Regions from separate parts of the Homo sapiens genome. Here region 2 is linked to region 1. Evidence: read pairs that join two places in POLR2A ChIA-PET (ENCODE). Cell type or tissue: OCI-LY7. All regions are shown on one strand. Each heading gives the region's core, and the rest is flanking DNA. Links, peaks and the distances in the headings are about the cores only.

Evidence for each region. ChIA-PET counts read pairs that join two places held together with the same protein. Peaks named below come from ENCODE experiments on the same cell type or tissue, not always from the same donor. Only the 100,000 strongest peaks of a DNase experiment are listed, where the experiment ranks them.
Region 2: POLR2A ChIA-PET joins it to region 1 with 8 read pairs; 2 of 35 experiments call an interaction of 5 or more read pairs at or near these places.

The regions. Positions count from the first base shown.
Region 1 is chr11:13,941,527-13,956,716 of GRCh38, forward strand. No RefSeq gene overlaps it. Among named protein-coding and RNA genes, the nearest start is that of SPON1, 14 kb to the right of the region's middle. In OCI-LY7, for the core only: no CTCF peak of the experiment used is centred there; no DNase peak of the experiment used is centred there.
Region 2 is chr11:13,885,598-13,900,787 of GRCh38, forward strand. No RefSeq gene overlaps it. Among named protein-coding and RNA genes, the nearest start is that of LINC02545, 23 kb to the left of the region's middle. In OCI-LY7, for the core only: no CTCF peak of the experiment used is centred there; a DNase peak (open chromatin) is centred at 6,414; H3K27ac peaks cover 1,954 bases.

The DNA.
Region 1 (15,190 bases), core at 3,300-8,299:
GGGCAACATGGCGAAACCCAGTCTCTACTAAAAATACAAAAATTAGCCAGGCATGGTGGTGGGCGCCTGTAATCCCAGCTACTCAGGAGGCTGAGGCACGAGAATCGCTGGAACAGGGAAGGTGGAGGTTGCAGTGAGCCAAGATCACACCACTGCACTCCAGCCTGGGTAACAGAGTGTAACTCTGTCTCAAACAAACAAACAAACAAACAAATTAGAGTAGAAGGCAGAATACCACAACAACTAAAGGAGGAGATTGATAGCCATTAATAATGTTGACCTCAGATGAGTGACAGAGTTTGGTTGCTCATCTTCACAACACAGTGTTTATGAAAGGGCTGAGCAAAGTGCCTGACCTAGAGCAAGCATGCAACAAGTGTGTGGTAGGCAGAATTCCTGGGTAGTCCCCAAGATTCCTGCTCCCTGTTATGCTCCTCTTGTGGAATCCGCACACCTGGAATGTGGGCACAGCTTGTGAATGTGCTGAGGTTTCACTTTAGTAAGTTAGATGTCAAAGGTGAAGGGATTTTCAGATGTAATTAAGGTCCCAAATTAGTTGATTTTGTTGTTGTTGCTGTTTCTTTGAGACATGGTCTCCCTCTGTCACCCAAGCTGGAGTGCAGTGGTGCAACTATGGCTCACTGCAGCCTCGACCTCCTAGGTTCAGAAAATCCTCCCACCTTAGCCTCCCCGGTAGCTGGGACTACAGGCACAAACCACTCTCCCTGCCTAATTTTTGAAAATTTTTTGTAGATACAGGGTCTTGCTGTGTTGCCAGGGCTGGTCTTGAACTCCTGGGCTCAAGAAATCCTCCCACCTAGGCCTCCCAAAGTGCCACGATTACAGGCATGAGACACTGTGCCTGGCCAAATTAGTTGATTTTGAGTTAATCTAATGGGACATTATACTGGGTGGGTCTCACTAATCTAGGTTAAAGCCCTGAAAAGAGAGACTGGGCCCTTTCTGAAGAGAGAGATTCTGTTGCTGGCTTTGAAGAAGCAAGCTACCACAAATTCTACAGCTACAAGAAAATAAATTCTGCCAAGAACCATGTGCACTTGGACAAGAACCCTGAGACCAAAGCCCCAGCCAACACTTTGTGAGACCCTGACCAGGGCACCCAGCTAAGTTGTGCTTAGACTACAGAAACCTGACCCATGCAAGCTGTGAGATAATAAACGTGGATTCTCTTCAGCTGCAATATTTGTGGAAATTTGTTATTCAGCAACAGAAAACTAATACAAACTGGTAGACTCTCTTTTAAAAATTACTTTACTTTATTGTAGAATAATAGGAGAGAATCGTGCCAGATGAGACTCCACCACCCTGGCCCATGAGAAGGGCCATATAGACAAGACATTGGTTCATCTGAAATCAACTGACTGCTACCCAATAAAATAAAACACCATTCTCCCAATTCCAATACATTCTCCTGAGGAAATATCCACATGCAACCTGGTGAAGCACATCCTAGGAGTAGGCATTTCAAGGGGCACTGCTGGCTGGAGAAAGTGCAGGCTGATTCATCCTGTGGTTGGAAGCAGGAAACAAATGTCCTGGGATAATATTTTGAAATAGGAGCATGTCCCTTCCCCCATCCCCAAGAGCTGACCTTCCCCTGCTCAAACTAAATGATTCTGAGTTCCTTATCTCAGGAATGGGATGAACCCCAGAAAGGGAGAAAAGAGGAGCTTTTCTGCTTTTGATGTTCAGTAAGCCAGCCTTCAGAGGCAACAGGGAGAAATCTGGGCTTAAGCAATAGTTTGAGAAAAAAGCTGATGAGTAAGAAGCAGGTTCCACCTTCCCTGGGGTGAAGGAAGGGGAAAGTCAGAAAGAAACAGTTGAGTGCATAGACTTGTGAATCTCTGAAGAAGGGGGATTGTTTATCCTTCAGTCAGGCTGAGCTCAGGGCAAGGCAGATTCTTCAGAAAAGAGCATGGAAGTGCATATCTTGTTTCCTGTGTGGGACCAAAAAAGGTAGCAAGAGCTCAGAAAAGAAGTGCATAGTGTACAGAGAGGGGCTTCAACAGCTCCTCGAAGATTCCCACAGTCCAATGGGGGCATAACAGTGGCAGAAAGGTTGAGTGCACTACATTAGGACAGAAAGAGAGTGAAGAGGAGGCCAGACCTCAAAGGGACCACACAGACCCTCACTGAAGAGCCAGGACATCTCTACAAATGTCATCATGGAGAGATGATGATCCAGAGCAGATAATGGTTCTGTAACCCTGCAACTTGGATGGAACTCCAGAAAAGTGACAGCGGGGGGCAACTAAAAATTAAGTCTCAATTTTTACCATCCAGCAAGAAGGAGTAGGGGGCTTTCAATGAAAATTAAACTGCAAAACTAGTTTTTAAATTGAGATTTATATTCATTGAATAAATAGTCTACTTCTGGGAAACCCAAGGAGAGGTAGGTTTTCAGAAGGAAAGGGACTGCGGTGGATCATGAGACAGGAATGGCCCCCAATGATATACACTTCCCTTATTCATACCCTCATTTTACCTACTTTCTCATTGCTTCCATGTAATTTGGGACAATGGAGCATTAGCAAATGGGAGGCAAGCTGAGGCTTGAGCTGGCACTTGGTGCTTTCCCTCTGTCTTGCTGCTTTTGGAAACTATCCACCGTGGGAAGAAGCCTGGGCTATCCTTCTGAAAATACGTGGCCCAGCCAATAGCCAGCACCAACTTGTAAATGAAGCCATTTCTGACCTTCCAGTCACAGAAAGTTGCCAGATGGTGTTAGCTACACAAGCGACCCCAGGCAAAACCAGCATAAGAACCACCTACTTGAGCTCAGCCTAAGTTGCTGGCCCATAGAATCATGAGTAATGAAAATAGTTGTTAGACTGCCATATTAAGTGGTGGTTGATTATACTGCAAAAAATAACTAATAAAGGGCACACAGGGAAAACATCTTAGTGAAACATGTGATATCCTGAGCTCCAATTAGTATAGCTCAATGCAAATGAATTGGCCAAATGAACCAATAACTGCCCATCTATTTTGAATCAGACACTTATATTTCATTTGATTTGTACACTGACCCTGTGAAGTGAGATTTATTATAGGTAAGATAACTCAGGCCAAATAAGTTTTGTTAAAAGCCACAGGTTTTCTACAGAATCCAATCTGTGTTTTTATAATGTGTCCTTATCTCTTCTAGCACCCTGCAGCACTTACTGTCAGGGTGGAACCAGACACTTTGATGGGACCCAGCATGCATTATAGTGAAGTCCCTTTTCTTTCTTGTTCTTTTTAAGACTCAATCTCAAATCTGCAACCTACCTACCATAAGCCCCTTCTTCTCTCAAAAAAACAGAAGAGTTAGAGGGAAGAAGGAGGGAGGGAAAAGAGCCTTTGTAACACCACTGGGTGAGAGCTGAAAATCACCATGGAGCTCAGCGATCTCCTATGAGACAAAAGCATTTAATTTCCCGCTGTTTGGACAGCTGAGACTGGCCGCCTTCTCCCTCCAGCATGCATGCCAGCAGACCAGGGCTGAATCCTAATTCTAAGAAATAAGAGGGGACTTTTCAGGGAAGATTTTCAACAGTAAATAAATAGACACTCTCTAATGGCCCAATACTGTCTCTAGGAATACTTGAGAAAATTTTTGGCTCTTTTTTCTATCATTCTTGATTTTTTTCCATCAGGCTCAGAAAGCAGAGTGACATAAAAGCTGGGTATGTGCTAAGGAGGAGGGGGAGGGAAAGTCTCCAAATAAATCATTTAACTCACAGAGTTTAAGACTGGAAGATTCTCCTGGGCCTTGTAAGCTATAAAAAAAAGCAGATCTCTGTCAAGAGGCCTTTTCTCTAAAGCAGTTCTGACTCAGCCTATTTGCCCTTGGAAGATGCTGCAGCACCTAAGACATCCACAGGCCATCAGTCAACACGTGATCTCCTCTCTAGCTATGCTCCCTCTAGAAATGCAGGATCTTTTGCCCCATCCTAAACTCAGAAAAGGGGTTTCATGTGCAGAACATGGTGGAGAATCCTAGGTCTCTGACTCACAAAAGGATCACCTTGGGCCTGAGCTTCCTCATCTATGAAATGGGGATGGGAATTCATGCCTTGCTGTATAATTGCAAGGATTCTATGGAGTAATAAAGGTAAGCGTCTGGCATGGTTTCTGTACATCTCGGGTGCTCCTGGTACTGGCTGTCACACAGGTCAATAAATATCATTTCCTCCTAATCTTTCCACATGCATAGTTATTGGAAAGCTGGGTGGGCAGCAGGCTATAATTTTTATTTTGCCCAAAAAGGCAGGACCTTATTTTGTTTATAGAAGGCAGAACCTCTTTGTTCTGCTTGAAACAAACAAACAAACAAAAAACCTCTCCAAAGGCTCTTTTCATCCTCTGCTAAATTGGACAATCCAGTCGGTCCCTCTGGAGTGGACTCAGTTGATTGCCTACCCAGCACCCATTTCTCCCCAACTCCCTACCTCCTTTTTATTTCTCCTGCTTTATAGAACTCTGATTTCATACAGATATATTCATGTTCCTCCCTGGCCATGTGCCTCAAGGAAGGTAATCCCACTCCAGCTCCAGGGGGTTTTCTGATTGGTCTAAGACTTGGTTCTCAATCTCAGAGCTATTGATATTTTGGGTTGGATTTTTTTTTATTTTTTATTTTTATTTTTATTTTTTGAGACAGAATCTCACTCTGTCACCCAGGCTGGAGTGCAGTGGCATGATCTTGGCTCACTGCAACCTCCACCTCCCAAATTCAAGCGATTCTCCTGCCTCAGCCTCCTGAGTAGCTGGGACTGCAGGTGCACGCCACCATGCCCAGCTAATTTTTGTATTTTTAGTAGAGACAGGGTTTCACCATGTTGGCCACGATGGTCTCGACTTCTTGACCTCATGATCTGCCCACCTTGGCCTCTCAAAGTGCTGAGATTACAGGTGTGAGCCACCGCATCTGGCCAGATACTTCTTTTTTATAGGAGATGCTATCCAATGCATTGTAGGATGGTTTAGCAGTTTCCATGGCCTCTAACTACTAGATGCCATTAGCATCCCCCTTCCCCAATTGTGACACTCAAATATGTCTCAAGACATTGTCAACAATGTCCTCTGGAGGAGTGAGGGACAAAGTCATCTCCAGTTGAGAACCCCAGGTCTAAGCTAATCATAGTATTCAATTTTTTCCACCAGTAATTGATTTAAATGTTGTATATGATATATTTCTTCTGGCCAGTAGGACTTAGGAGGTCTGCTGAGGCCTCTGAAAAAGTTTCCTAACTTTTAAAAAGAAGCTCAAAGAATATATAGCTCATATAGCTCCTTTACCTTCTGCTGGACATTTTTGGGTCTGGTTATAATGAGCAGACTGTAGTAGCTATCTTGCAACCATGCAAAACTAGCCTGAAGACAAAGCCAACTCGCCAAAAGATAGACCGAACCTGAATTTTTCATGATGTCAATGAAACACTGGGTTAACAAAGCCTGGGGACATTCTCTGCTATGAGAGATCATTCACTTGTTCATCCATTCACTGGATTTTGAATGAATAAGTGAACGATCCCTGTGCACCAGCTACTGTCCAAGAAACTGGTGCTGGATTGGTAAATAAGATGGGCATATTTACTTTACTTATGACACTCACATTCTATTGAACTTAGTGCTTAAGCTACTTTGAGAAGATTTTCTATTACTTGTTGCCAGCGGCAACCAAACTAATGCACTTAACAAATGCTAAAAGTTGCCAGCATCACTTGGGCCTTCTATGAAATCTAGGAGGGATTTTTTTCCCCTCCATCTGATTCCTATCTCATTCTCCATACAGACTATTCCAAACCTTCCATGCTTTGCTAAGACCTCTGACCACCAACTCTCTTCTCCAACTTGGCCCTTACTTTTAATCTACTGGCCTTCTGTAGTCCCTGATAACACCCTATGCATACATACCAATTTCATTGCATACATCCCATCATATTGGATTGTCTATTGATTTATCTGGGATGACTGAGTGCAGACATAAACTAACTCTGAGATGACTCAAAAGCTGAAAGATGCAGGGAAGCCACAAGGAGACCACTTCTGGAACAGCATTGCAGGCTGAGGGCCTGAGAGCTTTCTATTTCCTTTCCCAGGTCCTGTAAGTTTTTGCTATAGCTTTACAGAAAGGACTCATTTGCTTGAACCAGCCCTAAGGATATCTTCATTTCATGGGTCAGTAAACTGTGGCCTGAGGGTCAACACCAGCCTTTCACCTCAAAAGCTAAGAATGGTCTTAGCACTTGAAAAAAATCCAAAGAATAACATTTCACACCCCATGAAAATTCTATGAAATTCAAACTTCAGTATCCACCAATAAATATTTTTTGGAGCACAGCTGCATTTGTTTGCCTGTATATTGCTTATGACTGCTCTTACATTACAAAGGCAGAGTTGAGTACTTGCCCCAGAGATCATATGACCCCCAGAGCCTTAGACAGGGGTGTCCAAGGGAGAGAACACCGTCATGGGTTCTTAGTTTCTGTTTCTGGCTGGTCCAGTGAAGCCCCTTCCTCATCCCTCTTTTCCATTTATCACCAGAGACATAAACTAAAAACCATGGCTTCAGGCTGCTAAAAGCCTAAAACAAAACAAAACAGAACAACAACAAAATAAAGCAGGTTGAACAAACTTGGGCCCTAAAACATTTATCACCTGAAAAATGTGCTGATCTCTTCTCTGTTTCACACAACACAGAGCCCTGCCTAAAATAAGTACCTTCTGAAATGAGAGATTGTCAGGAGCTTTAAAATAGAGAATGCTTAATAGATCAGTTAGTGTGTTACTGACTGGGTCAAGACGGTCAAGACTGGGTTTGATGGAATCATCTTCTGCTCCCAGAAAAATAGTTAGAAGACAAATAGTTAGAAGAGAAGGAATTTGGATTTAGCTTGGCAAAGAGGATGGCTGGACCAAGAGATAATAAATTCAGGCACTCACTTCTGTAGTAGATTGTTTTCCAAGTATGTTCTGCTAAGACTTTCCAGCATTTTTGAATAGGGAATGTTGCTACACAAATATAGTTAAGAAGTGCAGTCAGCCCACACTCTACATGTAGCAGAAACAAAACAGCAAGCCATGCCTGCACTCTCTGAGCGACTGAGCATCCCCTGTTGAATTTCCATGGTTGATTGAATTCATTAGTTTATTCATATCTTAGAAACATTCATTCAATCTGCAAATATATATAAGGAATCATGTAAGGAAGGTTGGAGACCAAACTGAGCTGAGACAGGTAAGAAATGTCAAAATCAACAGAACAGCCTATTATCATCTGTCTGGAAGGAGAACACATGCAGATCCCTGAATCTGGCTAACGGAGAGGCTGTAAGGGTGGTGCATGACAGAGAGAAAACAGAAGCGCTCTTCTACTGGGCTTTTGTCTTTGTCAAGGAGAATGGTCATTGGACTGGAGAGAGTGAAACCTGTATTGGCACAAGAAACTTGAGTTCAAGAAAAATGATGAGAAAACAGCTACTCCCAATGAGGCTGTGAAGCAGGTTCACTGTGCAGTAATTACTGACTTGTCTGAGTCTGATGAGACAGAATACCCACATATGCAACAAGTTACACGAAGTGGGCTTATGACTTACAAATAGGTAGCAAGGGACAACAGAAGCCTAGGATTCATTGAGAGCTGGGTCCTCAAGGCTCAGGAAAGCTGCCAGGGAAGACAGAGTTCTGACTGTGTGTGCCTCACTTGCACCACAGCTGAGAGACCCCAAAAGGCAGCCCTCCCTGGGTTATATACCTCAGGGGCAACAAGACAGACTGGGCTAAAGTGTTGAAGGACATCTGGTTTCTAGAGGGGGGGTGGGGTGGGTCACTGGAACAGAGCCTAGGCTATAGTGGCCAGTACCTACCCTATCTCAGGATGTGGCATTCCCAGCAGTTTCTACAGTTATTCTTGATGATTGTAAGCAAGAAATAGGGGAGAACAGAGTAAGTCAAAGTTCCAACCTTCTGGCAGAGGCCACATCTGGACTAAATAAATTACCTACCTAGTCATGAAGATAAGTTGCCAACAAGATCATTGGCATGTAGACAATGAAACTATGGGGGAATTTAGTGGTGCCAGAGGTCAGAAAATAGTCAAATAGTATCTTGATTTCTCTATCAGAAGAAGACAGAGTCTTCCAGATTATAGAGCATTTGGGTTGATCCTGGTCCGAATTCTAGTACAAATGAATCACATTTAGCTATTAGTAATTGAAATCCCAAAAGAGTAGCTTAATCAATTTAGAAGCTTATTTTTCTGATTATATGAGAAGTTTCAAGTGAGGCATTGCTTTAACTGCTCAAGGATGTCAGGACTGAGATCTCTGAGATTCTCTTGGCCTTTCCCTCATTGTCACTTCATGGTCCCAACATGGCTCCTCTATCACCAACCTAAGTGTCCATATTCCAGGCAGAAGAAAGATAAAGGACAAGGGCATAATTGGATGCATCAGCTGTCTCCAGCCTCCCTTTCCCTTCTGAGGGACTCTCCCCGAGGCTCTATCCGTCAACTTCCTTCTCTTATCTCACTGGTCAAAACTGTGCCAGATGGTCCAGTGGTATCTGAAACAAGTGGGGAATATAGTGATTTAGCTAGGCACATGGCTCCTCTCCCTGGCCAAGATCAGGAATTTGTTAGTAAGGAAGAAAAGAATTTATATTGAGTACATAATTAGCAGTCTCTCTTACAACAGATTTTCCAAGAAACAGTATATATGTATGTTAAAAAAAAAAAAAAAAAAGAATTGATTGCTAGGAACTGCCATGAGTTTGCAAAGAAACCCCAGCAGATTAACCCACTTTTCTTAAATGAAAATGTTACTAGGCTGATAGAAGAAGGAAATATGGTGGATGTAGTAAATGCATTTATCAATTAAGAAAGCAAAGTTACTTGTGATATTCTTTTTTCGTTGTTTTGTTTTGTTTTTTTTAATTATTATACTTTAAGTTCTAGGGTGCATATGCACAACATGCAGGTTTGTTACATATGTATACATGTGCCATGTTGGTGTGCTGCACCCATTAACTTGTCATTTACGTTAGGTATATCTCCTAATGCTCTCCCTCCCCCTCCCCCCACCCCATGACAGTCTATCATTGATGGGCATTTGGGTTGGTTCCAAGTCTTTGCTATTGTGAATAGTGCCACAATAAGCATAGGTGTGCATGTGTCTTTATAGCAGCATGATTTATAATCCTCACTTGTGATATTCTTATAGGTAAGATGGAGAAATGTGATCAACCATGACAGAGGAGTAAGGTAGATTTATAACTGCTTGAAAGACTATCAAAAGACTGCAGATGAATAGTTAATGTCAGATCTATAAGCTACAGCTATTATTACCACATTGAATTATTTTAATTAATATCAGACTTAGGGCAATAACAATATTTTTAAGTGACAGCAGATTCAGTCCTTGTCCCAGTCATGTTCCACATCAATTTCTAGGATGAGGATCTAGTAGACCTTATGGACTTGAAGATGATGTTAATCTGGATGACAAGTTCAGAATCCAAAATTATCTAGATGGGCAGGAATGGTAGACCAAATAATATTAGTCATCATTTACTGAACACCTACTGGATGCCAGATACCATGCTACACACTTTCCATATATAATCTCTTGTCCTCTTAATAACCTTACAAAGTAGGTATTCTTATCGGTTTCATTTTATAGATGAAACAACCAAGACTCCAAGAGGTTAAATCACTTGCCTAATATCCCATTGATGGAAGTGGAAGAACTAGGAACCCTGCCTAAGTCTATCTACCTTCAAGACCTATTCTCATTTTTCTACACCTTTCTGCATTCCTCTGCTACTAAATGTAAGTAATTCCTATATTTCAGGAGTAGGCAGAAGATGGGAAGATGTAGGTAGAATCAGCAAAGTAAGAAAAGAACTTAGAGATTTTAATTGCCTAAAAAGTCTATTAACTTACTTTGAAATGTATCAAAAAAAAGAAGAATATATTGTTGCCATGCTGCTATCACCAACACAACAGCAAAATCAGCATGAGAACAGCTCTGGCAGGCAGTTTAATGTTGTGCTGATTGCTAAAAACCAAAAAAGCTTTCATCAAAATATGAAATTGGCTCCATCCTAAGTGAGATTATAGTGCTAAATCTTGAGAAATATATATCTCACTCCTTTATGAAAAAGAAGGAATAAGGGACTGATACAGGGACAGATAAACAGATTTGTGACAAAGTGTGTTCACTGTAGAATCTAGTTAGTGGATATATCAGTGTTAATTGTAAAATTCTTTTAACTCTTCCATAGGTTTGAAATTTTTTCATAATTAAATGAAGGGAAAATCAATGTAAATTGACAGGATGATGTGGCAATGTTTAGTTGGGCAGGATATAGCTTCTCCCTTCTGGGATAGCACAGCCATACCCTAAAATCTGTTTTCACTTCTGAGTACCAGCCTTTTGCAACGTTGGTAACAAGCTGCAATGTGCCCTTGGGAAACAGAACAGAAAGATGATGGGCCCAGAAACCATGCCTAACCTGGAAAAGAGAAGAAAACAGTACAACATGGTAATTCTCAGAAAATATGTAAATGGCTGTGAATTTAATGTGATATAACAAATTACACCAAAATTTAGTAGCTTAAAACAACACATATTTATTATCTTATAGTTTCTGTGGTCAGAAACTCACCAGTGCCTTGACTGGGTGGCTCTAGCTCAGAATCTTTGTGTGGCTGCAAGCAGTATGTAGGGGCTGCAGTCATCTGAAGTCTTGACTGAGGCTGGAGGATTCCCTTGTAGGATGGCTCATTCTCATGGCAGGAGGCTTCAGTTCCTGTTACATGGGTCTCTACACAGGGTTGCATGAATATCCTTATGACATGGCAGCTAACATTCCCAGAGTGAGCTATCTTAGAGAGCAAGGCAGAAGTCACAGTGCCTTTCATGACCTGGTCTCTGAAGTCACACATCATAACTTCTGTTTTATTCTAGTCATTAGAAGTGAGTCACTGAGTCAAGGTCACGCTCAAGGGGAGGGGAATTAGGCTCTACCTCTTGAAGGGAGGAGCATCAAAAAATTTATGGACCTATTTTTAAATTGCCACAGGCTGCTTCTCGGAAGAGAGGTAAGCTTGTTCTGTAAGTACCCTAGGGAAGTGGTTTTCACTTCAATAAAAACAAAAATTTTCCTAATAATTAGAATCATCTAAAAGAATGGAAGGAGCTGGTGAGTTTCTCCTAACTTAAGGGATTCAAAAATAATCTGGACAATCAGTTGGAGATATGATACTCATTCAACAAATATTTGTTGAGTATTTACTACATGCTATGCACCGTGCAAGGAGCTAAAGATGTCACAGTAAACAAGACAGATGTGGTACCTACGCTCCTGGTGTTTACACTGTCCTAAGGGAGGAAGACAATAAACAAGTGGACAAGCAAATTAAATAATTACAGATCGTAATGTGTATTATGAAGGCAATAAATAAATAGGCTATTGTAATAGCAACGAAGCAACTTTCATTTTATAGAGAGAACTCATTAAAGGGATAAAGATTTGAAGCAGATAATTCTCTATATACCTTCCAATATAATAGTGGTAATTCATTCCATTGTTCATCCATTCTTTCCTTCAGCAGGCATTTACTGAGCATCTACTATGTGCCAGGCACTGTGGAAGGCACTTAGGGATACAAAGTAAACAGTTCCACATTGTAAAGACTCCAGAGTCTTGTGAGAGATAACAAGATGTATACAGAGATGCTGATCCCCTGTGATAAATCCTACAAGGGATCCTACACAGGAGCCGATGCACACAGGAGTGACAACCCTGCCTGTGGCTGCCAGCGAAGTCTTCACAGAGAGGCCATTTCAGCTGCATTTTCAAGGATAAGGAAGGGGACTGACAATCTGCATAAGAATCTTTCTGAAAAGTCAGCATCTGAGATGCCAGGCCTTGTTAAGGAGAACGAAGGAAAAGAGACAAAAGTGAAATGCACGTTTAATGAGTTAACGGAGCCTGACGAATAAATGCACTCTGAATTCTGGCTCCTGTGCCACTGCCTGAAAATGCACTGGGCTGAGAACTGAAGCTCATTGCAAATTTAAAACTTCTAGAGAGAAACCCCAACACTACGGGCTCATCACAGCCCTATTCCCATTACAGCTTCCCTGTCATTCCCCGCCACAAACCTTCTGCTCCAGACTGGGTGGCCTCTCACTACGCCACCACTACTCCAGGCTCCTACAGTCTGCATGACTTAGGATGTCTTTTCCCCTCTTATCTCCAAATCCCACCTACCCATCAAGTCCTACTGCTCCCCTGAAACCTTTGGGCCACTCTAGCCTGTGGGGATTTCTCCCTTTGAGACACCATTGTCTTAATCTGTCATTGGCACGAAAGTGTCTCTTGTACAATTGCATTGGCTCTCAAATAGATTGTAACTTTGGGCAAGCAAGTAATCTAAGGTACCTACGCCTCAGTTTACTCATCTGCAAAATGGGAGTAATAAAACACTTGTTGTAAGGATGAGATATGTGTGAAGCATTTAGACCACTGCCTGGCCCATAGTAGGCATGATATGAACTGTCAGCTGTGATTATTGCAAGCCCTCTGTAGATGGAGGCATGCTTTCCCATCCTTCAGGGACCCAGTAAAGGGCTCAGCATTGTCAGTGTCACCGCTATCTGATGAGTGAATAAATGTCTTTTATTCTTATTCCCTCTTAATGTTCATACCAACAAGCTGGGCTCAAGTTTTTCTCAGAGAAATGAGTTTTGGGCCTGAATTATGTTCTGGAGGTTTTGTTTTTCCTTTCCCTCCAGGTGCCAGCTCTTTGGGTTGTATATGTGAAATAACAATTGGATGGCACTTTATTTAAAGCCACAACCCAATTGGTAAACCTGACACTTCAGCAATTATATTTTCCAGCTGAGAGACGTGCAAAACTTGAGCCCTAGTTAATTGGAAGGCATAAAAAGAGCCTTTTTATTGCCTCACATGGATACTTCATTATGGTAATAGGAGGACGGGAGCCTCATTTCCTCTGTTGTTTCTCAGACACTCTTATGTATTTCTTTATGCACTAAATATGCTTTCTGGTCATTTCTGTCTTCTTCCCTATTTCCAGTTCTGTTTGCTTTGTCTCCTTCCCTCCCTTCTGTCTCTTTCTCTTCTTGTCAGGCAGAAAGGATGTAGGTCTATTTTCTCCTCTACTCTCCGCCCTCAGTGCCTTCCTCCAGTTCCAGCTTTATGCATGAGCAAAGGAGCGATCAGCCAACAAGCTTGGGAAGCTCTCCAGAACCATGAGTACCTTCTAGGTTACAGAGGCTAGAGTCCTACATCTTTTGTTTACCCTGGGATGCCATTGTAAACATCCTCCTGTGTCACCTTGTGAACCAGGTAGGGAACTCAAGATTACTATTTTCCCATTAGCATGCTAGCAAAATTACATCTATCAAATCGGTCTATTGGTTTGGAAATCAGAGCACAAAGCTGAGAAGTAACATAAGACAGCTAAGCTTTGAGAGTATCTTAAAGGGAGTGTTGGGGCACAATACCAACTCCCAGGTCTCTGTCTCCAGTGCTCACTCCCTTCTGAGATAGAAACCTATTGTCTTTGACAGTCCACTGTACATCCCCCTCTGAAAGACCCCTTAAATGTCAAGTGTCCACAATGGAATATATATCATCTCACACATTCCTCATTCCCACATGTCCCGTGGGTTCTCTTCTTGAATTTGTTGTCTTGGAAAAATATACCACTGAGGTGGTAGATATACAACCCAGTGGCCCTTATGAGAACTCTCAGAGCCACTCCCGTCTCCCTTCCTGCATATCACCAGGCGTTCCATCCTCTTTAGTCTGCTTCCTGAACAGCCCTCCAATTCATCCCTTCCTCCTAGCCTTAGCTCGCAGCTCTCCTCTGGACTGTTGTTAAAGCCTCTTAACATGTGTCACCCCCCCTACACTCTCACTGGACAATCCATCTTCATACAATGCCACTGAAAAGGTCACTCTGCTACCCGAAGGACACACTCTGCCTTCTCTCATCTCTAAGCTTTTGCATTAGCTCTCCTCCCCTCCTATATTCTCCATCCCCGTGTCCAGTTGACAAGTTCTGATCTGTCTTTCGAGAAGGTGTTGAGTACCTTTTCAAGTGTTACTTTACCTGGGCAGAATTAGTTACTCCCTTCTCTGTGCCCCCTTTAATACTTAGTACACATAATTCTTTGTTTTACAAATATCTGCTTTATCCATCTCTGCGGCTTCTTGAAGGCAGGAATTATGTCTTGTTTTTCTTTGGATTACCTCCTCCAATACATGTTTGCTGAATGAATGAAAGGCTTAAATTTCACAAAAATTCACTAAACACCTGCTTTATGCAGACATATTATTCTAAAATAGTGTAAAACTCAATGAGTCTATTCTCAAAGAGCAAACAATCTAGTCTAAAATGGGCCCAAACATTCCAGTTTAAAATAGGTTCAAGGAGTGCCGGGGTGCTTAGGAGTTTTTACTTAATACTGCTGCATGTTCAGTTCACTGTCACCAGGTGGCAGTAGTGTGCCATGGTCATGTGGTCCAAGCCATGAAGTTCCCAGAACTTCAAAAAAGTGGTTCTGCTTGGGTCGGGTTGCTAGATTAATAGCAAGAGAACCACAAGGGGAATGTAGACTGCGTCTGGGTTCTATGTGTGGCTGGACTTGCAAGGGTTTGCTCTTGGGAGCTGCCCACAGCTGCACCTGGCATGCTGTGCTGCATTTAGACACAGTGCTCTCTTTAATCCGTAAACCTAAAAGCAAGGAGACTTAGAGATCTCCAGGTTGGGAGCAGATCTATACCTTGGAAGACCTCCTGCTGTGCAATTCTTTTTAACTGCTCTCAGTGGTGAGCTTCTATTCCGCTGTTTTTAATTCAGACAACGTCTATGGCAATTAGGAGGTCTTAGGTGATCTCTGTTAGAACACTTTCCGTAAAGAGATATGAGCTGATTCCAAGCTACACCACATGAAAAAAAAAATGAGTGAAAACTGAGGAAACAGAGTTACAACAGAGGACACAGAGAGTGAGACAAGGTCAGTAAAAAGTCCAGTCTCTTGACTAGCACTACCTGAATCCCTAGTCCAATTCCCCGCCCAGGATGGGGAAGACTTAGCTAGAGCCGCAGGCCAAGGACATGGACAGAAACAGAAACAGAAATACA
Region 2 (15,190 bases), core at 4,530-9,529, 55 kb before region 1:
CTTGTTTTAAAAGGAAAGAAAAGAAAAATCACCATAAATCCCCTGCCTAAAGATGACCACTATGAACAGTTTTAAGTATCTACTTCAAGTTTTTTTCTTTTGCAAAATTAAATGTTAATTTCTATCTATGTATACATACAGTTGCACATCAAGTAGTGCAAAGATTTTCTAATAAGAGCACCTGGTCTCCATGTCACCTCCTCATGCTATTCTACTTTCCAGAGAGAACATATTTCAGTGGATTTTGTTTCTCATGGTGGTATCTGTGCTGTCCAATATGCTGCTTTCTAGCCACATGTGGTTCTTTAAATTAAAATTAATTACAATTAAATAAAACTTAAAATTCAATTTCTCATTTTCACTGGCTGCGTTGAAGTACTCAATAGCTTCATGTGGCTAGAAGCTAATGTGTTAGACAAAGCAGATATAGAACATTTCTATCATCACAGAACATTCTATTAAACATCACTGCTTTAGCTAAAAAGATGCTTTTATCTTTATTTATTTATCTTTAGGTAGTATCAGTTGCCTTCGTTCTGTTCCTATTCAGATATATCTTTTAAAACTTTTAGAAAAATTAAAATATAACATACATAGAGAAAAGCATATTTGTCACATATATAAATCTTAATAACTTATTACAAAGTAAATAATCCATGTGACTGTCTCCAGAGAAATAAATGGAACATTACCAGGAACCCAAACTCCCTCTTATTCCTAACCCTTCTCCAATATCTCATCTTCTATCAACATGGATTAATTTTGCCTGTTTGCAGTCTTTCATAGCTGGCTTCTTTCATGTAAATTATGTATGTGGGATTCCTCCATATTTTTGTGTGAAGGAGAGTATATTTACTGAAATAATATTACCAGTTGTAATGTAATTCTTGTAATTTAAGAATACTAATATTTCTGTATGAATACTAATGTAAGAATACTAATATTTGTTTATTCCACTAATTAGACATTCGAGCTGTTTCCAGTTTGAAGCTGTTATGAATAATGTAGCTGTGAACATTCTTGTACATGTATTTTGATACATGTGAGTACACATTTCTGTGGGGTGTGAAGCTAGGCGTGGAACTGCAGGGCCACAAGTCCGACTATGCTTAGCTTTCGTGGAGCTTCCATTGTATCATTTCACACTCAGCAGCATCTGACAGTATCAGCAGTTGTTCTACAGCTGTCTGATATTGTTTGGCTCTCTGTCCCCACCCAAATCTCATGTCAAATTGTAATTCCCAATGTTGGGGGAGGGACCTGGTGGGAGGTGATTGGATCATGGGGTGGATTTCCCCCTTGCTGTTATCATGATAGTGAGTGAGTTCTCACCAGATCTGATGTTTAAAAGTGTGGCACTTCCCACTTAGCTCTCTCTCTCTCTCTCTCTCCTGCTGCCTGTGAAGATGTGCTTGCTTCCCCTTTGCCCTTCTGCTATGACTGTAAGTTTCCTGAGGTCTCCCAGCTAGGCTTCCTGTACTGCCTGTGGAACTGTGAGTCAATTAGACCTCTTTTCTTCGTAAATTATCCAGTCTAAGGCAGTTTTTTACAGCCATGTGAGAACTGACTAATACAACATCCTCACCAATTCTTGATACTCTAACAGTTATATCATTATGTTTTAAATTTGCATTTCCCTGATAACTAGTAAAGATTAACACCTTTTTAGACATACATTGACTATTTGGAAATTCTTTTTTTGTCATGTTTCTCAATGTCTTGTATTTTACTGTGAGATTTCCTGACTTTTAGAAAAATTGATTTGTAGGCACTTTAAATATTTTCTAGATATGAACCCCTTTTCAGTTATATGTGTTGCTAACATCTTCTCCCAGACTATATCTTGCCAACACCTTTTGATGAAGAAAAAGCTCATAATTTTTATATAACCCAACCTACTAATCTTTTCTTTTATGGTTAGTGCTTTTTGTGTTCTTATTTAAGAAATATTTTTCTACCCATGAATATATTATCTTATGTAATTTTCTAGAAGGTTTATTATTTCGATTTTTTACATTTATATCTAGAAAGAAGCTGGAGTTTATTTTTATATATGCTGTGAGGTAGGAATCAGATTTCACTTTTTCAATATGGCTAGCTAATTGGAGCAATTGAATCTGTATTATCTATTTTAAGAACCATTCTTCCCTCATTGCTCTTTATGGCCATCTGTGTCACAAGTCATATCTATATGTCTATATATCTATACCTATATCCATGTCTATAGATGTCTGTTTCTGGATTCTCTGTTACAGGGATAGGCAAACTAAATCCTGCTGCCTGGTTTAATAAATTAAGTTTTATTGAAACACAGCCATGCCCATTCATTTGTGTATTGTGTATGGGTACTTTCATGCCACAGCAGCACTTGAGTTCTTGTGACAGAGACCAGTTGACCTGCAAAACCTAAAGTATTCAGTATCTGGCCTTTTTGAGAGAAGGTTTATGACCCTTGAATTCTGTTCCTTTTTCTTTTTAAAAAATTATACTTGCACTGATGCTATACTGTCTTCATTGCTGTAGCTTTACAATCAATCTTGATTTTTGGTAGAGCAAGCCTTTCAATATTGTTCTTCAGGATTGTCTGGGCTAGTTTGGGGTCTTTGTATTTCCATACAAATTCTATTCAGATATATTTTGATTATAAAATTTTTTTTTACAAATCACATAATTTTAGCAACTTGTTTTATAAATGACTTAATATGTAGTGGAAATCTTTCCATAATATTAAATATTCTTCTACAATATTATTTTTAATGGCTTCATAATATTCAATTATGCAGACAAACTATAATTTATTCAATCAAATAAATTGCTTGTTGTGTCTTTCCTATTTTCTTATCACCCCATTAAACTGTAAATTGCTTCTTTAGATTGTTCATACTCTTACACTAAGTAATTCCATTTAAGGGAATTAAACCAAAATAAATTATCTTAAATGGGAAAAAAAGCATGAAGATGTTGATCATAGCATTGTTTATAATCACGAAAAACCGGAAATGGCAATTCACTGACACTTGGTGAATGGTTATGGCACTTTTGCTTATTGGAATATATAAAAATGCTTAAAACCATGATCAAGGAGACTGGGAAATTATTATGGAATGTTTTATGCAAAAAAATGTGTGTACTCTTGCAAAGGCAGCTATACTCACCACTGTACCACCAATGCCACATGGTGTGTACTCTTTATTTATGAGTATTAAAATATAGCCCTTAGGAAAAGATCTAGAATGATCTAGACCAAATCTAAGTTGGTTAATACTAGGGAGTGGCATTTGTGGGGGAGGGAAAGGTATAGTACTACATTCCCTTTTGTGTCGCTTGAATATTTCATAGAACTTATGTTATCTTATAATAAAAACATTTGACAATCACTTTCAAAAATAGACTGTATGATGCATGAAAGGATAAAATAGCAATGTCCTAGGGGAAAGATAAGCCTTCTGTAAAAAGCAATCCCAGAGACTTAGTGTTAAGCAAGTCTGTAAACAGAGGCTAAGATTTAAAACAAGACTAACATCCCAACTTGGCAGATGAATACAGCACAAGAGCATGGAACTCACAGAGGACAACCCCAGTTTGACCAGATTTATTCCCTTAGTCACACTGGATACGGTGATTCCCAGCTCCTTAGTGAAGATGAACTGGAGACTCTGGGTCCTTAGAGGCTGTTGAGTATGATCACAATAAACTGCTTGTGATTCTTATTTTTGAGTGTGAGTACAAGGTAATCCTGGAAGAGACTGAATATCATCCTTGAAAATGCATAACATGGGACTGTCCTGTGGGCATCTTGTGGAGACCATAGAAATAAATCACAATCTGGTGGGTGGGGTGGGATTTTTCTCTGAAAAGGGTAAAAGCCCCAAAAGCCAATCATCTTAGATAGTGTTTATAAATTGGTCTTTGGTCCAGTGGAGAGGGGAGCGCACCCCCAGCCTGGTGCAGTTGGGCCTAGACGCTGAGGGAGGTCTGAAGAAATGGTGGTGGTGGACATGACCTATCTCTGGCCATAAGGAGGCAGAGGGGATGGAACAGCAATGTGATATAGTTAGTGTCGGGAGCAGCAGCAATAGCAACGGGGCAGAAAGGCTGCTCTTATGGCAGCTGGCATCCATAGCTGCAGGCAGTGTTTGCAGAACCAGGCCTCTGACCACAAAGGGCGCATGCCCCATTGCCAATGCCATTATAAAAAATACTGATGTCCGGGCCTCACTCCAAACCAGTTCAATCAGATGGTTAGGAGTATAGCCCAGGCACCCATTTATTTCCAAACTCTCCAGGTAAGAACCACTGTTTTAGCATCTATACTTCCCCAACACCCCTGGGTGTCAGACTCTCATAACTGCATCCAATTTGGATTGTGCTGCCCTGCAGATTAATGGTGGGTAAGAGTTTCATTCTTCAACAAGCCACGGTCCATTAGCCGTGGCGAGCTGCCAGCCCTTCTCTTCCCTCTTTGCCAGAAAATTAATGAGACCATTTATTGAAAGGAAGAAAACTAACCACTCCATTTTGTAGTGTCATGGGTCAAACTGTACACATTCTGCTATACTTAAGCTTCCATCAGGAAGGGGTAAAGGGGAAGGACTCTGCTTATGTGCCAGGCACACTTTCCACAGGTTATTTCTCTTAATCTTCACAAAACACCCTGGAGAGTAGGTAATACCATTAGTTTCTTTTGACAAAAACACTGAGACATAAAATGGCTAAGAAATATGGCCCAAATTACATAGGTAGTATAAGTGGTAGAGTGGGGATTTGAACAAGGTTTATCTAACTCTAGAATTCATTTTTTGTCTTTCTCTTTATTATAACCCTTTCGCTCCTTCAGTTCATTGCTACACATAAAGTATTTAAAATAATGTCTGGCAAATTGCAAGTGCTCAATAAATATTAGCAATTCCTCCTGGGAGCTTACTGTGAGAAGGAGGGGAGGCATGCAATCTGACCCTAAACTGCAGTAATTAAACTTTGTTGGCAAAAAAATATAGGCTAGAAGTTGGGGCTGGGTGAAGAAAATTTCCCAGCCTGTGGCTGAAATCCTTAATCCAAGGATGCAATCTTAACCAACTCATTTATACCAAATAAAAGATTGAGATTCAACTTTGCTAAAACAGAATGCATGTACTGGGTTAAGTTATTAAAAATGCAAAGCAGGTTCTAGAAATTATGAACTCTTCTTTTAAGCAAATTCTTTATCCAGCAAAGGGCAGGAAGGTCTATGGGTTTCAGGTATCTTGGTGATTTCCACTGATGTTGCCTTCTTGGCAGGCATGTGGGCTCCTTTGCAGTGAAAGGGCAGAAACAGCAGGTGAGGGCCGATGTGAACCATGGCAGAGAATGAGAAGTCTACAGAAGAATCATCTCAGAACTGGCCCCTTGTTAAAACAAAGCACAGCCCCTTCCAGGGTGGAGCAGCGTGGCTCTCTGGTGAGTGAGTGCCTCTCCATCCCTCCTGAATTCTCCTTCCCTTCAGCGACCTCCCACTTGAATCCAGCTGTCACTGCTATCTAATCTCCTGAGGATGCTACACATTGTCTTTGAAGACTAGCCTTGCAGAAATGGAAATATCTTTTGAGACAGTCTGACTTCCCAAAGAGACTTTACTAAATAATGAGAATTAGAGAGAAATTCTAGAAAGTATAAGCAGCATAAAGGACATTCTAAATAATGTTTTACATTTGTTTCTTTTATTCCACCATAAGTGGCTTCTGTCCCCAGAGTGTGGTTTCACATCATGGGTCCTTCCTCCCCACGTCACACTTGTCAGGTTATTTGTATCACACAAAAACCTGTCTCCTAGACATTCCTGACCCTTCAGGGAAATGACCAACTTCCCTTCCAGCATTCCCTTTCATTCTAGCCTGTGGTCTCGGGCACGGCCATGCTCTCCCCGCTCTCCCCCTAAGCTAAGAAAAGGCCCCCAGTGGTTGATAGACACACACAAAAGAAACTTATTCCTCAGATAAGAATTCTGCTTTCTACTCACAGAGGTAGGCGTTGTCCGTTTGGATTCCAATGGAATAATATCTCAAGCACTAAACAATACCTCCTCTATTAGACACACAATAACAGAAATATTATTTTTTAAAATAGAGGAATCATGAGCATAGCAAAGACTTTTTCCTGATTCAATTCCTGGTGGTATATAACAAAAAGCTCCCAGTCCCCTTTCCAATAGGCCTTGTTGTAACATTACAAAGTGTCAACTAATAAAGTGGTGGATCCTTCATTTGTGATTTGCACATTACTTAGAAGATGCAAGTTTTCTGGGATTTTAATCAAGAATTGCAAATTCCTAAAAATGCAGTCTCTGCAAGCAAATATTATAGCAGTGGTGCAGACAGGAAGAGCTCTGTATTTGTTCATACTGCAAGTGTACATTTTCATGTGCTTTGTAAACTCAAATAGCAAAGGATCAGCCAATAAGGTCTATAAGAGAGAGCACCTGCCTAGTTTTGCAAAGTCACACTAGACGGACATCTGCTATGAGGTAATAGTCATGGCCTCTGTGAAATGGTAGCATAAAGTGACAGGAGAGGATAATCTGACTAAAATACAGTTGAAACAGATGTCAACAAAGATAACTGAGATAAGAATGAATTACAAAGAAGCTAGAAATGCAGGAGATGGATTAAAATCTTTGGAAGATTTACAAGCAGAAAAGGTGTTGCAGAAAATCAGACCAATAAGGTAGAGAACAAATTGCAGAAGGTCTCCTAGAATTCCGAGGAAAAATAATGAAGAGATAGAAACAATATAAGAGTAATATGATAGCCATTAAAAGAGAGAGAAGAGGTCTAACCTAAGAATTAGAGATGTTTTTTATCAAAACCAAACAATTAGAACAGAAGTAATAATTAAAGATGTACTGGAAACTTTCCTAAGCTAAAAATCAAATAGGCCTTTTTTTTTTAAAATAAACTTTTTATTTTGGAATAATTTTAGATTTACAGAAGAGTTGCAAGAATAGAGTTCCTGGATGCCCTTTACCCAGTTTCCTCTATTGTTCATGGTTTACATACCCACAATGCATTTGTCAAAGGTAGGAAATTAGCACTGATACACGACAATTAACTAAACTACAGACTTTATTCCGATTTTACCAGTTTTTTCACTAATGTCCTTTTACTGCTCCAGGACGAGATCTAGGATACCATGTTGCATTTAGCCTTTATATTTTTGTAAAAATAGAATTGTAGGCTGGGCGCACTGGCTCATGCCTGTAATCCCAGCACTTCAGGAGGCCGAGATGGGAGGATCGCTTGAGCCCAGGAGTTTGAGACCAGCTGGGGCAGCATAGCAAGCCCTTGTCTCTATTTTTTTTTTATTTGTTCCTACCACAACTTTTTAAAATTATACTTTAAGTTCTAGGGTACATGTGCACAATGTGCAGGTTTGTTACATATGTATACATGTGCCATGTTTGTGTGCTGCACCCATTAACTTGTCATTTACATTAGGTATTTCTCCTAACGCTATCCCTCCCCAATACCCCCACCCCATGACGGGTCCCACTGTGTGATGTTCCCTGCCCTGTGTCCATGTGTTCTCATTGTTCAATTCCCACCTATAAGTGAGAACATGCGGTGTTTGGTTTTCTGCTCTTGCAATAGTTTGCTCAGAATGATGGTTTCCAGCTTCATCCATGTCCCTATGAAGGACATGAACTCATCCTTTTTTACGGCTGCACAGTATTCCATAGTGTATATGTGCCACATTTTCTTAATCCAGTCTATCATTGATGGACATTTGGGTTGGTTCCAAGTCTTTCCATTGTGAATAGTGCTGCAATAAACATACGTGTGCATGTGTCTTTATAGTAGCATGATTTATAATACTTTGGGTATATAGCCAGTAATGGGATGGCTGGGTCAAATGGTATTTCTAGTTCTAGATCCTTGAGGAATTGCCACACTGACTTCCACAATGGTTGAACTAGTTTACAGTCCCACCAACAGTGTAAAAGTGTTCCTATTTCTCCACATCCTCTCCAGCACCTGTTGCTTCCTGATTTTTTAATGACCACCATTCTAACTGGTGTGAGATCGTATCTCATTGTGGTTTTGATTTGCATTTCTGTGATGGCCAGTGATGATGAGCATTTTTTCATGTGTTTGTTGGCTGCATAAATGTCTTCTTTTGAGATGTGTCTATTCATATCCCTTGCCCACTTTTTGATGGGGTTGTTTGATTTTTTCTTGTACATTTGTTTAAGTTCTTTGTAGATGCTGGATATTAGCCCTTTGTCAGATGGGTAGATTGCAAAAATTTTCTCCCATTCTGTAGGTTGCCTGTTCACTCTGATGGTAGTTTCTTTTGCCATGCAGAAGCTCTTTGGTTTAATTAGATCCGATATGTCTATTTTGGCTTTTGTTGCCATTGCTTTTGGTGTTTTAGTCATGAAGTCCTTGCCCGTGCCTATGTCCTGAATGGAATTGCCTAGGTTTTCTTCTAGGGTTTTTATGGTTTTAGGTCTAACATGTAAGTCTTTTATCCATCTTGAATTAATTTTTGTATAAGGTGTAAGGAAGGGATCCAGTTTCGGGGCTTTCTACATATGGCTAGCCAGTTTTCCCAACACCATTTATTAAATAGGGAACCCTTTCCCCATTTCTTGTTTTTGTCAAGTTTGTCAAAGATCAGATGGTTGTAGATGTGTGGTATTATTTCTGAGGGCTCTGTTCTGTTCCATTGATCTATATCTCTATTTTGGTAGCAGTACTATGCTGCTTTGGTTACTGTAGCCTTGTAGTATAGTTTGAAGTCAGGTAGCGTGATGCCTCCAGCTTTGTTCTTTTGGCTTAGGATTGACTTGGCGATGCGGGCTCTTTTTTGGTTCCATATGAACTTTAAAGTAGTTTTTTTCCAATTCTGTGAAGAAAGTCATTGAAAGTCATTGGTAGCTTGATGAGGATGGCATTGAATCTATAAATTACCTTGGGCAGTATGGCCATTTTCACGATATTGATTCTTCCTATCCATGAGCATGGAATGTTCTTCTATTTGTTTGTATCCTCTTTTATTTCACTGAGCAGTGATTTGTAGTTCTCCTTGAAGAGGTCCTTCACATCCCTCGTAAGTTGGATTCCTAGGTATTTTATTTTCTTTGAAGCAATTGTGAATGGGAGTTCATTCATGATTTGGCTCTCTGTTTGTCTGTTATTGGTGTATAAGAATGCTTGTGATTTTTGCACATTGATTTTGTATCCTGAGACTTTGCTAAAGTTGCTTATCAGCTTAAGGAGATTTTGGGCTGAGAGGATGGGGTTTTCTAAATATACAATCATGTCATCTGCAAACAGGGACAATCTGACTTCCTCTTTTCCTAATTGAATGCCCTTTATTTCCTTCTCCTGCCTGATTGCCCTGGCCAGAACTTCCAACACTATGTTGAATAGTAGTGAGAGAGGGCATCCCTGTCTTGTGCCAGTTTTCAAAGGGAATGCTTCCAGTTTTTGCCCATTCAGTATGATATTGGCTGTGGGTTTGTCATAAGTAGCTCTTATTATTTTGAGATACATCCCATCAATACCTAGTTTATTGCCTCATCTCTATTTTTTAATAAAAAAATAGAATCGCAGTGGGAGACAAAAAATTGCTCCTTACATTGCCTCTGTCCCACTCTCTGCTTTCCTGGTCTCTGATTTTTTCATTCCTCCTGAATTTTCTCCTTGCCCTCAGCTGTGATGCACACCATGACCTCAGAACACCTATTGATAATGACTTTATTCTTCATACACTCTGTACTGCCTCAAGGGCCTTGGGTAATGTCCATTCCATTCCCAGGACCCTCTCACCCTGTGCTGCCTCCTCAGGGGGCACCATCGCCCCAGCTTCCCCTGGCTTCTGGTCAAAAAAGAGTCATCATTAATTTCTCCACTAGGATGCATTCTGACTGAAAAGACAATTTTAGTCTAGAGAAGTCAAAAGAAAAATGAAAATCAAAAACATTCCTCTTCACACACAACTCAATATGTCTCTCTCTTTTTTCTTGATAAATGTTAGACCCTTTGAGAATGTCATTATTTCAGTTTCACAAAAGAAAAAAACATTTAATGACTGGATTTGGGGGATGGGGTGGTTCTCTGCCGGGTACTGTCCTGTGAGTTCCCTGCAGCCTAGGATCTGACCCTCAGCCTTGCAGGGTGAGGAACTTAAACCCATCAGCTTTCCAGAGGTGATCACACTTAAGGAATGCCCATGCATACTTGAAAAATCTCTGATAAATGTGAATGAAATCAAACAACAATTTATTTATAATGAGCAACACAACTGAAAAATCTGGCAGATGTGTCATTGGATGGGCCTACCCAGCCAGCCCCAACAGGAGCCACATTATCAGATGGGTTCTTGGTGAGTACAGAAGCAGAACAAGGGAGTTATGGAATTGAAAGCTGAATGACATCGGGCCCTGAAAAATGGATGCTTCCATTTCCCCAGTAAAGGAAGGCCTATCCAGAGAAATAGGACATTACACAGCCTGTCTGGGCACTTCTCCTCTGGGGATGATTTAGGCAGCACTTCTTTCCTTTGTGCTTCTAAGGCTGACCAATGCTCATGCATGCACTCTATAGATGTGACCATATTTTTCTTCAATTATTGTCCAGCTCTGGGAGCCATTCTGGGTCTTTAAGATGATGGTGGTTCTGATCAATTATATACGGATCGGAATTTTAACCCCCAAAGAACTCACTTCCAAGTCCTGTGTGTGTGTGCACGAGTGTGTGTGTGTGCATGAGTGTGTGTGTGTGTGCATGAGCATGTGTGTGCATGAGTGTGTGTGTGTATCGGGGAGGGTTACTGTCAAGTATGTGGTCTACATTCCCTTGAATGCAGCTATTCCTGACCCCAGGAAAGTCAGGAGGACCTAAAATAGAAGAGCGAGCACAACAAGTGCCCATGAAATGCCCGGCCTGTGCCAGGCAATAGACATACAGCAACAAACCAGACAGACCTGGTCCCTGTCCTCCTGGAGCCTAGAGTCTGGTGGGGACACTGCTGTTCATAAAATAGCCACATAGATTACAGTAAGAGACTTCAACAAGTACTGTGAAGGAAAAGGAGAGGGAACAGCTTAATAAGAAACCTGCTCTAGTGCTGGAGGGCAGGGAGGGTTTTCTTGAGAGAGTGACACTTGAGTTGATATTTAAAGCTTAAGTAAAAATTAACTAGAGAAAGTGAGGAGGACAGAGGGCTGGACATTTCCAGACCTGCTCTCTGCTTTTCTCTGCCCTGCTCTCTGGGCTTGGAGGCTGGCCACCTAGGATTGCATCACTAGCTCCCTGCCCTCTCTGGCTCTTCAGTGGGGAGCCCCAGCTCCCTAGATATTCAAAGGGAAGGAGGACTGTGAGGGGTGTGCATTCCCTGTCTTCCTCCCTGTGGCATTGCCTCCAATTTGCTGGTTTTTTTTTTTTTAAGGAAAAGTCGCTATTCCCGCTGCCTCTCCAGCAGTGCTGCCCTTTCACCTGGAAGAGAGAGCCCCCCGCCCCAACCCCATACGACCCCATGGATACCATGCCTTGGACTTCCTGTCCTCCGGCCACATCACTGCCCACGGTGTAAGAGCACCCTCCTCCCATGCCGTGCATGGCCATGCATTTTGTGTGCACCTCTCTTCCTGAATGTGGACTGCTCCTGCAGGCTCCTCTGCCCTAGGCCTGAGGGGTTGACCAAAGAGTATGTGTTTTTTGTGTGTGGTAGGTTCTGAGGGCAGCACAGGCATGAGGCCTGGGATGCCCCCCTGTACCAGTAAGGCCTCCTGAAGTTGCCAGAAAACACAGGGGTGGGAAGAGAAAGGGGTGAGCTAGGAGTCCAGGGCCCAGATATTTCCCTTCTGCCATGTTCTGGGCAGTCTGAGACTTCCCAATTCCAACTTCATCTTCCAGGTTTTTATAAAGGTATATTTTCCAAGGTCAACAGCTAGGATATATTTTGTTGAGTGGTTCGTTAGTTTGAGTGATAACTTTTAAATATCTAGACATATGGTTTGGAGGATTTCCAATTGTTCTGTTTTTCTGGGCCCCACAAATGTGTGGGATGTGCTTGCCTTCCAGTAACCACTCTCTCCCTCCTCCCTTTGGGCCCAGAAGCAGGGCACCCCAGGCTAGAGAACGATCCCTTACACCCACACCTTTGTAATGACCCTTTGTGAACAGACCCCCCTTGAATTGTTCTATTTTCAGTGGACCATCTGTTTCCTGGCGAGTCCCTGCCTGATTCTGCAGGTGTTTCAGGCAGAGGGAACAGCATGTGAACGTTCCCTCCCCAAACTCACACACAATTTTTTATTTCACCTTTCAGTTATTCTGTAAGTCATTAGTTGTGGGAAGCAAGATGAGGAGAGATGCTAAAAGGGGCAGGAGAGCCAAGGGTTATTGTGGCTATTAAGCCAGTGTGTGTGTTTATCTGCAGAGGGAGGGGGTGCAGTAGCTCAGCTCCTCAGTTCTCTTTCTCTCACTCACAGACCTTCCCCCTACCAAAAGGGAACACCCCCTTAGCCGCCTTGCAGGGCCTGGCTGGCAGGAGCTCACCCCTGGTGCCTTCAGATGGACCCCGGTGGCTCTCCTTGCCAAAGCAGGTGGAAGGCAGCAACTTCCCTTAATCTCTCAAGCCCTTCCCTCCAGGAAAACTGGATTCCTGTCCCCTCCTGCCCGCCTCAGGACACTATTCCCCAGTTTTGCTCACCTCCTAAGTTCTCTGGGAAACAAGCAAATGTCCCTCCCCCTAAGCAGGCTCATGAAGCCAGCTCAGATCAGGGTCATGTACAAAAACCTAGCAAGCATCCCCTGTATTGCAATAAAAATACAATTTTGATTTTATCACCCACACCCCTTTTGCAAATTATTCGGTAGGGATAAATTTCCCCCTGCCCTGGATGAAATTGCTAGCAAGCTCACAATTACTCTGCTCACTTTCTCGTATTAGGTACTCTTTAAATTGTACATGCACTCTTAATTTATAATAGCAATCAAAATGTTCAGTCCCAAACTCTAATCTTGATTTAGCTTGGTGCCATCTACCCTATTCTCAGCTTGGGCTGACTTTAGGATGGGAAACTGCAAAGGGAAATGGGATGGGGTGTGCCTGGTGTCCCCATGTCTGCCCCTTGGGCTCCTCCATTGTCCAACCTCCTCAATTGGGAAAAGGATGGAGTTGGGTGGATGTAGGAAAGGCCTCACCTAAAATGTGGGGTCTCATCTGGCATCAGCATCTCTGGGCCTGGCATATATTGGAGCTGACTTTTTCTCTTCTGGGTGCTCTCTTAGATTCTCTGGGGTTTTCTACAGGGCCCCCCTTATGTGAATTTCTGTTCACACAGAGACATGCATTTTTTATGGGTGGTAAACCCTTGCCCTCCAGTCAGATGGTGGAACCCAAGCTGTCTTTCTTGAGTTCCATAGGAAAGTGTGTTCCATGGGAAAATACATATACTTGCCTGGACAATCTCTAGGCATGCAAGAAATCTAAAGGCAGCAGCACCTCCATGACTCTGCTGGGAAAGCGGGTAGTCAGCCTCTTGGTCTTTCCGTCCTCTGATTCCCCAGGTGTGTCCTCGTGTGTGCGTGCATGCATGCCTACGTTCATGTGTAGGAGAGGCACGTTAAGTTCTCTGGGTAGCCCAGGGAAGCCCCTGCTTGCCATGTGTATGGTGAGCAGACAGACACCCAGGCACTCACCTCCTACTACGGGGGCAGGATGGGGACAAAGAGCACTACCCAAACTTCCCTAAAGAGCCCTTTCTCAAAAATTGCTCCTGGAAAAGAGCAAGTAAGTTCTGGAGATAGAGAATGGTGGCCAACTATTTCTGCTGAAAATGTGCCTGTGGTGATTTAGGGTCTCACTTTGGAATTTCACATCTATCTCATCTTGGTATCTACTAATTACTTGGACTTGTTGATAATGATCAAAGTCCTTCACTCAATCGCAGTTAGGGGAGCTGGGTTCTCACAAATCCCCTTTTCAAATCACTCTAGGACAGCCCAGCTCTTTTCACTGTTAGCTAGATAGGAGAGAAAGGCAAACATGTGAAGGCAAGAAGGGAAGTAGCCAAAATACAAGGAAGGACTAGAAGGGTTGGGAAGAGAGGAAATCAGGAGAGAGAGAGAGAGAGAGAGAGAGAGAATGAGAGCAGATTCCCTCAAGTTTGAGAAGAAATACTCCTGACACAGCTGCCTTGCTGGGTGGGGCTTCATTCCTTTGATGACTCTGCTAGATCTCCATTCCAGCTCCAGGAAGGGGCCTGTATTCCCCTGGTCCAAAAGAATACAACAAGAGAGGAAACTTTTGTGACTCAGGTTCAAGGACCAGGATAGAATCCCAGTAATGTGAATTAATGGGGGGAAAAAAGACTGAGAATAAATCTACTTGTGGCCACAGTAATGCCCCATGATTGTGCCTGGGTCCAACAGTTCTGTTCCCTTTATGAAGCTTACTTCCAAAGGAAGAAAGCATCATTTTGGCATCAGACTTCTCGTCTGTAATACCAGAAGCTAGCGGATGTGAATAACAATCTGTAGGTCACTGAGAGAAAAGAATTGAACCCCCAAAATCCTGTACTCAGTCAAGATATATCCTTGCTGATATGCAAGGATTCAGTGAATATCTCACATCCTCCATCTGAGGAAAATATTCAAAAATCACAGCAAGGATCTCAAGATAGAGAAATGAGCAAGGACCCTTATAATCTATAGTTGAATCTAAATGGATTAATTATTCATTTTACAGGTATCTATTTTGCACCTAGAGCCAGGCACAATTCTATGCACTAGGTGGCAAACAAGGCAGACAACTGCTGTCATGGGATGTACATTCTAGTGGAGGGAGACAAAAAATGGGTAGACAAAAAGACATATGATTTAAAGTAAAAATAAGTTCAATGAGGAAAACTAACCAGGGTAAGGGGATAGGGAGGGAAGAACTAGTGGGGGTAGGCTGCTATTTTAGAGAGAGTGGTTTGGCTTTTAGGGGAGGAGGAAATTGAACAGAGACCTAAATGAAGTAAAGAAATAAGCCCTACAGGCATTTGGCGGATGAGAGCTCCAAACAGGGAAGCACCAATGCCAAAGCCTAGAAGGGAAACAAGCTTGGTGTAAGAACCTGAGAAACAGCAAGAATGACACGGATTGAGGGGCATAGTGGGAGATGAGTCAGAGAGGCAGTCCGCACACTACCAGGAACAGCC